Linked DNA regions of Homo sapiens: region 2 is linked to region 1. Evidence: chromatin loops called from intact Hi-C (ENCODE). Cell type or tissue: heart right ventricle. All regions are shown on one strand. Links, peaks and the distances in the headings refer to the core of each region. The heading gives the core; the rest is flanking DNA.

Region 1 (5,381 bases), core at 118-5,117:
TAAATGTCCTTCTAGGAGCATTCAACTGGTAAGGGAAGAAGGCCTCAAGTGAGCATGCATACAACTCCAATAAACACACTGCAAGTGCAGCCCCACCCAAGTGCTAGCAGGCACTACGCATGCAGACAGCCCACCTCAAGGGAAGAATCGGGAGAAGGGATGCAAGACCTCGGAAGTATGCCAACATACAAAACCCCAAGTCAAAGGTCAGACCAGGCACTTGATCTCTCAAGTTGCCCGCTTGGCCATCTTCCAAGTAACTTTCATTCTTGCGCTAAAACTTTTAAATAAACTTCACTCCTGCTCTAAAAAACTTGCCTTGGTCTTTCATTCTGCCTTATGCCCCCGCAGTCAAATTCTTTCTTCTGAGAAGGCAAGAATTGAGGGTGCTGCAGGCCTGTACAGATTTGCCGACAGTAACAGAACCAATAAAATACGTGTGTGTGTGTGTGTGTGTGTGTGTGTGTGTGTGTGTGTGCAGAGAGAAGGAGAGAAAGGGAGGGAAGGAGAGAGAGATTTATTATGGGGATTGGTTCACACCAAGATGATGGAGGCCGAGAAGTCCCAAGATCTTCGGTTACAAACTGTAAAACCAGGAGAGTTGATGGTACAGTTCCAGTCTAAGTCCAAAGACCTGAGAGGTAGGAGAGCTGTTGGTGTACTTTCCAGTCCCAGTTTGGTTCTAAGGGCAGGAGAAGACCAATGTCCCAGCTCAAAGACAGTCAAGTAGAGAGAGACCAAATTCTTCCTTTCTCAGACTTTCTTGTTCAATTCAAGCCTTTAAGAATTAAATGAGGCCCACTCACACTGGGAAGGACAATCTACTTTACTCAGCCTACAGATTCAAATGTTAATCTCATTCAAAGACATCTTCACAGATACACCAAGAATATAGCTTAACTAAAGCACCCTGTATGTAACCTAAGCACCCTGTAGCCTAAGCACCCTGTAGCCCAGTTAAAATTGACACATAAAATTAACCATCACAGGCTTTGAGTATTGATTCTTGGTTTGCAAATAAATTTTAGAGAGTAGGTGAATTCACAAATATGGAATCCAGCAATCATAAGGATCAAGAGTATCATCATTCATCAGTGGTGTGATGGAAGCAGCTCATACCAGCTTGCATGGGCTGATTGTTATATTTTCTGAAATTTTGCAAGCTGATCATTAAACAGCCATTTTAAAAAATTAAATAAACTTACAAATTAAAATTATATTTTAAAATATAGGTAATATGACCAGGCACAGTGGCTCTCACCTGTAATCCCAGCACTTTGGGAGGCCGAGGCAGAAGGATTGCTTAAGCCCAGGGGTTGGAGACTAGCCTGTACAACATGGTGAAACCCTGTCTCTATCAAAAAAAAAAAAAAAAAAAAATTAGCTAGTCATGGTGGCACACACCTGTAGTCCTAGTTACTTGGGAGGCTGAGATGGGAGGATTGCTTGAGCCTGGGAGGTCAAGGCTGCAGTGAGGTGTGATTACACCACTGCACTCCAGCTTGGGCACAGAGCGAGACCCTGTCTCAAAAAAATACATATTTACAGGTAATAAATACCCAAAAACATCAACTTTAATGATTTCCCTACATTCAACTATCTATGCTCTTGAAGTTATTTACATCTATTGTATTTGTATGAGGGATACAAGTGTGTATTTGTATGTGCTGTTGTGCATTTCTTCACAAATCTGTGTTCAGGGACATTACTTTCCTAGACCATGTATTTAATAACTGTATAATTAGCAACAAAAGCTGCAAATTAGGGCTTTCTTATTTATTTATTTATTCATTTATGATGAGCCAGTTGGCAAACACTCCCCAGCACAGTAAAGATTTGACCCCAGACCGGAGTGATTCCAAAACTTACACGTACTCATTCTGGTTCATTACACAGATTCCAGTGTTTGCATTTGTTTCTGAAGATGTGGGCTGCCAAGATTTCTACTGCATTTCAAATTCTCCATTGGCTTTTTTTTTTAATCTACCTCCGTTAATTTTTCTTACAGATCTAGTTTTTCCTCCTGTAGTTTTCATCTCTATCTTCCCTCTTTTTGGCGTCATATTGTATAGTCCTTTCAACTATATTGGAAGCTTTTCTTGGGGAAGACCCCCAATAAATCAAATACATCAATAACTGAACTCAATTTTTCAAGTTCACTGTATCAGTCTAATTCACAAAGGGCACATCTCCTTCCTCAGTCTAACCCTGGGAACTTGCAAGGGCAAACATAACCCAGAACACAGGTTCAAAAAGAACCAGTACAAGCAATTCAGTCATTCAATACATTGCAGACTGAAGAATGGAAGCGATCTAGGTAGTAACGCTAGTTTTTTAGGGATCTGGGTTTTAAGAATGGGCTGAAAGACTCATAGGGAAAAAGTCCCAGGGGTGGGTAGTAGGTGAGGGATGAAATGCTACAAAGCGAGTTTATTTTCTGTAACTTGAGTTATAGGAAATAAAAGAGCAGTTCCCAGCCCTCCTCTTTTTGAGTCATAGCTGTTAATTTGATTCATCAGGACTGAACTCTTGGCTCTGGCCAAAGTTCCTGACCCAGAGTGCTAGTTACTGTCTGGCAAGCCATCAAGCAATCCTATGTTAGATTTCAGACTAATTGGAGCTATGTCACCAAAGATGAGTTCAAAAGGGTCCCTAGAGTTTTTAAGAGCAAAGAGTATTGTTTTTCTCTCAGCTGAGGGTACTAGATGGTACATAGAACTGAGCCCTGATGTACTACACTTCTAGTGCTGCCATTTCTTAGTTGTATCACTTAGAAGTCATTTCTGAGGAGTTATAAAATAGTTTGCACTATGCTAACCAGTAGTTTACACTATGCTACATGTACCAAATTGTTTACCCACAGAGCCAGAACACTAATGAAAGCAGTAAAATGCACATCAACATTAAGTCAATAAATGTATTGAGCACCAATCGTTCGAGACATTATGTTAGGCTTTGTGAGGAGTATGAGGAAGTCAGGGGCAAAGCTGCTGCATTGAAGGGGGTCTCAATACAGTTAGGGAGGTAGGCCACAGGCAGAAGTTATTAGCTCTAAAGATTTTTTTTTTTTTTTAAGACAGAGTCTCACTCTGTTGCCCAGGCTGGAGTGCAGTGGCACGGGATCTCAGCTCACTGCAACCTCTGCCTCCCAGGTTCAAGTGATTCTCGTGCCTCAGCCTCCTGAGTAGCTGGAATTACAGGTGCATGCCACCACACCCAGCTAATTTTTTTGTATTTTTAGTAGAGATGGGGTTTCACCATATTGGCCAGGCTGGTCTTGAACTCCTGGCCTCAAGTGATCCACCTGCCTCGGCCTCCCAAAGTGCTAGGATTACAGGCATAAGCCACTGCACACGGCCAGCAAAAGGCTTTTAAAAATAAAAATAAAATCTATAGATATAAGACATTGGTATCATCGTTATATCAAATATGTTGTGAGAATAGTAATTGCCAGAAAAGTTCAGAGGAGAGAGAGGTTGTGTTATAGTAGTCAGGCAGACATCAGCAGGCCAGGAGAGGGCTGCACGCCCAACCAGGAATGTCAGACGACCATCAAGTGATGGTCAGGTGGTTGTTACACTGTTACAATCATTATTTCTCTAAAACAATAATTAGTCACAGCCAGCACGAGGGAAAGGCAATCTCCCGACAGACAGAAAAAACCTGAAACTGGTTATCAGCAGCGTCCCAATAAGATCTCAGGTGTTAGGTAAGTGGGCTCAAGCATGCGCACTATGAGGCAAAATGGGGGAGTTTAACTGGTATATGACCTTCCTCTAGGAACGTTAGATTGGTAATAGAAGAACGTCTCAAGTGAGCATGCGTATAACTCCCGTAAACACACTGCGCATGCAGCCCTTCCCAAGCACTGGTAGGGCACTGGGCATGCAGACAGCCCACCAGAAGGGAAGAATCAGGAGAAAAGGGATGCAAGATCCCAGAGGTATGCCAATATATAAAACCCTAAGGCAAAGGTCAAGCCAGCCACTTGATCCCTCAAGTGGCCAGCTTGGCCCTCCTCGAAGTGTACTTTACTTCCTTTCGTTCCTGCCCTAAAACCTTTTAGTAAACTTTCACTCTTGCTCTAAAACTTGCCTCAGTCTCTCAGTCTGCCTTATTTTTCCTCGGTCAAATTCTTCCCTGCCTCCCCCCTCCTCCAGAGTAGCTGGGACTACAGGCGCCCGCCATCACACCTGGCTAATTTTTTGTATTTTTAGTAGAGACGGGGTTTCACCATGTTGTTCAGGCTGGTCTCGAATGCCTGACCTCAAGTGATCCACCTGCCTCAACCTTCCAAAGTTCTGGGATTACAGGCGTGAGCCACCACACCCGGCCCCAAATTCTTTCTTCTAAGGAGCTAAGAATTGAGTTCGCTGCGGACCCATAAGGATTCGCTGCTCGTAACAGCTGCTTCTGGGATCAGGTAAGAAAAGGTTTCAAGCAGAAAGCTAGGAAGAATGAATAGTATTTGAATGAGTCAAGTGGAAAGAGGAAAGGCATTTGAGACAAAGGGCATAGCGTGAAGCAGTGAGGCAGCCTCCACCCCACTTCCTACCACCTGTTCTCCCCCTTAGTGGCCTGACCTTGACCTTCCACTCCATCCTCATCCCTCCCCATGGGCACTGTCTCAGAATGTGCCATGCCTGTGACAGCTCCAGGACTCTGGCCATACTGCTTACACTGCCACAGAGACCTCTTTCCTCTTCTTCTTCATGTCGCTAACTCTTACTTGGCCTTGAAGACTAATTTGTGTTAGAAGTTAGTCTTCCCAGAAAGCCTTAGCCTTTGGGAATTTGGTGCTCTTCCTTGAGAAGAAAAGGTACAACCATTTAACTCCATCAGAACACTTATCACACGGCCTTCCCCACTGGACTCAATGGAAGCATCTTGAGGGCAAAGGCCTTACCTTTTATAGCTGATCCTTATCAGCCACAGTGTCCACTACACAGCAGGTGCCCAATAAATTCCTGTAGAATGAATATGCATTTACAGAAAGAGGAGCTGTGAGAAGATGCCTCAGTTTTTGGAAAGGAAAAATGGGTTGATTTTTACATTTTGAATTTAAGCTGATGAGAGTCCTTTCATGTGGACATGTCTAACAAAAATTGGAAGTAGAAGACTGAAACTGGAGGCTGTTGTGATTTTCATTTTTTTTAATTTTTTTCAGATAAACTGAAGCACAAGAGGGTAAAAACTTTGTCCTTGGTCTTACAGCCAGAAAGTGGTGATGCAAAGAACTTAGTCCAAGCTTTGATCTGTTCTGCACTGCCTGCCAAAGCAGAACCTTGAGAAATACCCATGTTTGGGGGATGAGAAGAAGAAGATAAATCAGCAAAGAAAATAGTGATAAGAAAGGTAAGTGATAAGAAAAAAAAAATGAT
Region 2 (5,381 bases), core at 70-5,069, 49 kb after region 1:
GGCCCAGTGAGGGGTGGGTAGTGATATGTAAAAGGGGATGCGTATATCAATTTCATGAGTATGTGGGGTCCACTTTTTGTGCACAACACTATTCTAAGACATAATTTTTTTCAAGTAATTTAAAATTTAGTTGGCTAGATGACGTGTGCAGGAAATAGGGAATACATTCTAGGAGGAATTACGATCTGGCGTGGGAAGCTAGAGCATATCTGTATGAGTTCTTAAGCAGAGAAAATAACAGATGGGATCCATATGCACAGAAGATTATTCTAGAACAATGTAGTATAGGAGGAATTCATTTCAGGTAGAAAGGACTAGCAGTAAATCTACTAACAAGATTCAATGAACCCCTCTGAGAAGACTTGTTCTCTAAGTGTTGAAATCCTTTTTCATCTCCAAAGCGTTAGTGCCCACAGAGAACCTTTACAAGTAAACAGCCACTGATGCCAAATAACTAGAGACAGACGCACTCAGAGACAGGCAAACTTGGTGTTACTTCCAAAGCTTCTGCCAAAACTGAGGACTGACTCCATAAGACCAAGGACATTAATAAAAAGTGTTTGATGTAAGTGAATTTCTGTATCCACAGTAGTTACAATGGTAAAAGGATGCTCATGAGAATCACTTTTATAAAAAGTAAAGTCCCAGAAACAGTATCCAGTCATTTGCTTTTTAGTTTTGCCATGGATTTTATGAGTTTTCTTTAAAAGGAATTGTTTTGTATTTTTTTTAAAGAAATAGAGACAGGGTCTTGCTATGTTGCCCAGGCTGATCCCGAACTCCTGGGCACAAGGGATCTGCCCACCTTGGCTTCCTAAAGTGTAGGGATTACAGGGATGAGCCACTACACCTGGCCTTTAAAAGGATTTGTTTTTAAAAATCCATTTTCTTTTAATATTCAGCTTTCACAGGAATTCAGTACAATGAATCAAAAGCCAGAAATAATGCTGAGAGGCTGCAATTGCTCCCAAGAAAAAACATCTTTTATCATTTCCCAGTTTCTATCAAGTCATTTTTTTAAATAAAAGATTTCATTTTTTTAAATAAAGAGTGACAGCGAAATTAGAGAACATAAAATTATTGGGCTATAATAATTTTCTCCCCAGTTACAATTCAAGGGATTCAGCATGTCAGTAATGAAGTAGTCTATTTGGGAGACTCTAATGAAAAGCCTTAAAGGACCAAATATTCATGCGTCACACTCTCATTTCCCAGCAGGCATGTGGCTGACGGGAGGTGGAGAAAGAGGGCCATGAGCTTATTTCTTTAATTTTCCTTTGCAGAGGCTTCCCACGTTTAGAGGGAGGCAGAAGGCTTTGCCTTTGATTCCCAAGCTAAAAAGCCAAGGAAGAGAGACCTCTCCTTTACTATCTGGTTTGACAGTCCTTGCAACCTTGAGGCAAAAAGCCAAAGTCTTTCAATCAGCCTACTTCCTGAACAGGCTAAATCCAACTTAAACCAAATTCTGTTTGCATAATTTATCTCTGGAGCATCATCTTCAGTTAAATTCAACCATGTAGACTAGGAAATTATCCCCTAAATCCTAACCCACTCCAAAGGGTCAGCATGAACAGGGTAGGGAGACTCTTGAGTGCTCCTTCCTTCCCTACTTCTTTCTACTTCTCCAACTCCAGCAAGTGCAGGGCATTTCACAAGATGCCAGACAAATGCCCAACTCTCAGGCTTGGCCATCAGGGAGCAGAATTGTGACCCTTGCTGCACGTTTTAAGAGAACATCTTAAAACAATCTCAAATCGTGGCCTAGGTTGATGTAAAGAATGATGCAGGCAGTCTTCTGTGTTTGCTGTGATATCTTCTGTGGTAAAGCCATTATGCTCACTAGAACATTATTTTGGAGGCTTGCAGGCCTTTGATGATTTAGCAAAATTCAAAATCCTCTTGAGGGTACCCGATATAATGAAAAAGTATGCAGGAGTTCTCCGGACAAAGTGTTAGCTGCTCTGATGTTTTAGGTACATTTTGAAGTGAGGATGGGAATGAAGAACTAAAAGTACACATTTTTGTTTCAGCCTTTGGAGGATTCTAGGATACATAATTGTTAAAGCTAGCACATGAATGTGCTTTGTTCCAAAAGAGGAGAGTTTTCTCTTGGCATCAGCCTCTGCTCCTTTTTTTCTTGTTTGTATGTTTTTTACTCTAGGCCAAGAAGAAATTAATGGTTAGTACCAAGAAACATGAAGCACTTTTCCAGCTTGTAGAAAGCTCCAAGCAATCTATGACTGAGAAGGAGAAGCGGAAGGTAAGCTGTCATGGCTGGCTGGGCGCATGTGCCATAGAGAGGGATGGACTTGCTGCCCTTAGCTACGAACACAAGAGAACGGGTTGATTCCTCCTTCTCTGTGGGATTCCTGCAGAGATGTAGCTTGACAGAGCATAAAAGGGGATTCCAAATCATTACTGGCGTGCGCGCGCGCGCGCGCGCACACACACACACACACACACACACACACACACACCACATACATTTTAAACTTTATTTTAATTCTTTTAAATAGAAGGGATCTCACTGTGCTGCCCAGGCTGGCATCAAAGTCCTAGGCTCAAGGGATCCTCCCACCTCAGCCTCTCAAGTAGCTGGGACTACAGGAGCATGCTACTTTGCCTGGACCACATGTATTTTTAAAAAATATTATTGACAGATGACAAATGAGACCAATGATGCCCACATTTTTTTAAAGGAAACTCTATTAATATCTTAAAAAAACCTCTCAGCTAATACCCCAAATAAGTAAAAATAAATACTATATATATGTTGTTTGTTACATATAGTACTTTATGTATTATGTTAATATGTTATGAACATTATAAAGCATAAAAGTAGAAATGTTTCCAGGATGAAATAAAGATGAAATAATATTTTAAATGATTAGCAAACCATGATGTCTTTAGATAATCATTAAGTAATGTTTTCAGGAAAAATGTATACTTGGAGCAAGGTTCAGCCTTAACTATAGTAAATTTAAATGCATATTTCGAATAGTCTTCTTGATAATTTTTTTTTTTCTTGAGACAGAGTCTCACTCTGTGGCCCAGGCTGGAGGGCAGTGGTGCAATCTTGGCTCATTGCATCCTCCCACTCCAGGCTTCAAGCAATTATCCCACCCCAGCCTCCCAAGTAGCTGGGACTACAGGTGTGCACCACCATGCTCGGCTAATTTTTTTTTGCATTTTTAGTAGAGGCGAGGTGTCACCATGTTGGCCAGGCTGGTCTCGAACTCCTGACCTCAAGTGATCTTCCTGCCTTAGCCTCTCAAAGTGCTGGGATTATAGGCATGAGCCACCGCCCCTGGCCAGCCTTCTCGATAATGTAATTTGTTCATCAAATTTTTTGTCAGATCTCATTTCAGTGTTTGCCCTTTCATGTGGGTAGTAACAAACTCACAACCAGGAGAGGTGGCAGCATCAGCTTGGACATTTTGCTGTGGATTCTTTGTGGTTAAATTGTTGGTAGTAACATCAATCCACAGGTTCTTGGCAGAAATCCTCTAAGATATTTGTGCATTTTGTGTATGTTAACCTAACTGGAGCCAGAAAATGTCTGTAAAATCACATGGCCCAGGTATATGTCAATGGCCACATGTCCCAGATGCTGGAAGGGAAAACACAGTGAGGGCCTAGGGCAGCTTTTCAGGTTGCAGAATCCCCACCCTTCCCCCAGGCCATATCAGAATCCACAACTGTCCATGTGTGAGCACCAGTGTAGACTCATATATTAAATAAGAGTAAGCTTGACAACTGTGTTTTCAGGCAAAATGAACACGAATAATATTGGGGTACAGGAACAAAATGAACATTTTCTGCTTACACCCCAATAGATTATCTTGCACCCCTCTTGTGGTATGTGTCCCAGATTGAAAACCTTTGAAATAGTCGATATCTTCTACAAAAGATGAGTCTCCACTAAGGAAATGCAACCAGCACCACTGCAAACCCCTTACAAAGGAAGAGAAAATTGTCATCACCAGTAGCTCTTTCATCTGAAGAAATATCCATTGAATAACTTAAATTCATTGTTAGCAAGATTTTACAAGACTCTTATTTCTTTCCATGTCAGTCTTCACAGTTGGAAATGATCATAACAAGTATTGAATAATGAGGCAGCTTCCGAAGAGGCGAACCCAGTCTGTTAAAATACTCAGTGCCAGGACCTGCCTAGGCATTCTGAGTGCTCATTAGAAGCTATTCTTTATTGATGTCATGCAATAATAAAGAAAAAAGCATGGCAGCTAAGTGGTGAATTTCCTCTTCCTACCCCCATCAGCAGCTTCCCTGGGAAGTAAAGATCCACAGTGCTCTCTCCTCTCCTCCAGCTGGTAACCATAACCTTGGCTGTTACTCTGTCATACACCCATGCCATCTTCACTGCTTAATCTGGCAGCTTTTGTTAATCCTGAAGCTGAACACCCAAGCGGGGGGCATTCATTTTCTCATCTCACATAGAAGCGCTCATGATCACCTGAGCTGATGCTCTGTGCTGCTCAGCAAATTCTTCCTGGTTTCCTGCTCAGCAGTCTTGATTCCCACCAGAAGCTGATCTAAACCTCCGTTCTCCTCACACCTCCATCCACACACTCCTGGCACAGTATCTTGCCTCCTACCTCACAGAGTAAATAGAAGTCAGCACAGCCACCTGCCTACTGAAGTAATAGCATTTACATATCTGCAATGGAGAGGCCAGTTCTGCATCCTGTGCTCTAATCTCATCCCATTCTGCCTCCCAGAGGCCCTCTCTTGATTATCCCATATTTCCCATATCTTGGACAGCCCACTCCCTAATGATTCCTCCCCACCAGCCTTCTATAACTCCCCCTGTCTTATAGTCTGTTCAGGCTGCTATAACCAAGTTCCATAGATGGAGGTGGCTTCAACAGCAGACATTCTGGAAGTGTGGGATCAGGTGCTATCTGGTGAGGCTTCCTCTTTCAGGTTGCAGACCGGCTACTTCTCATTGCATTCTCACGTGGTGGAAAGAGAGCAAGGAAGCTCCCTGGGGCCTCTTCTATAAGGGCAGTAATCCCATTCATGAGGGTTCCACCCTCATGGCCTAATCTGGTGGGAGGGCACAAATAGTCTATTGCATCTTCCTCCCATCTTGCAAGAGTAAAGAAAGTTACAGGAACACTTATTTATGGGGTCTCACATTCCTCTCCAGATATTGTCATGTCTCCTTTTTACAATACATCTTTTTTTTTTATAATACACTTTTTTAACATCTTTTTTTTTTTTTTTTTTTTTTTTTTTGAGATGGAGTCTTGCTGTGTCGCCCAGGCTGGAGTGCAGTGGCGCGATCTCGGCTTACTGCAAGCTCCGCCTTCTGGGTTCATGACATTCTCCTGCCTCAGCCTCCCGAGTAGCTGGGA

Evidence for each region. A loop is a pair of places that touch in the nucleus more often than their neighbours do. Peaks named below come from ENCODE experiments on the same cell type or tissue, not always from the same donor. Only the 100,000 strongest peaks of a DNase experiment are listed, where the experiment ranks them.
Region 2: it touches region 1 in a loop (2.0-fold over the local background); 24 of 110 quality-filtered maps call a loop at or near these places.

What each region holds. Positions count from the first base shown.
Region 1 is chr2:168,782,694-168,788,074 of GRCh38, forward strand. CERS6-AS1 (CERS6 antisense RNA 1) reads right to left here and starts at 3,736. Exons shown (of 3, transcript NR_045787.1): 1 at 3,664-3,736. It also overlaps a transcript of NOSTRIN not described here. In heart right ventricle, for the core only: no CTCF peak of the experiment used is centred there; no DNase peak of the experiment used is centred there.
Region 2 is chr2:168,832,066-168,837,446 of GRCh38, forward strand. NOSTRIN (nitric oxide synthase trafficking) reads left to right here. Exons shown (of 16, transcript NM_001039724.4): 7 at 2,162-2,260. Among named protein-coding and RNA genes, the nearest start is that of NOSTRIN, 32 kb to the left of the region's middle. In heart right ventricle, for the core only: no CTCF peak of the experiment used is centred there; no DNase peak of the experiment used is centred there.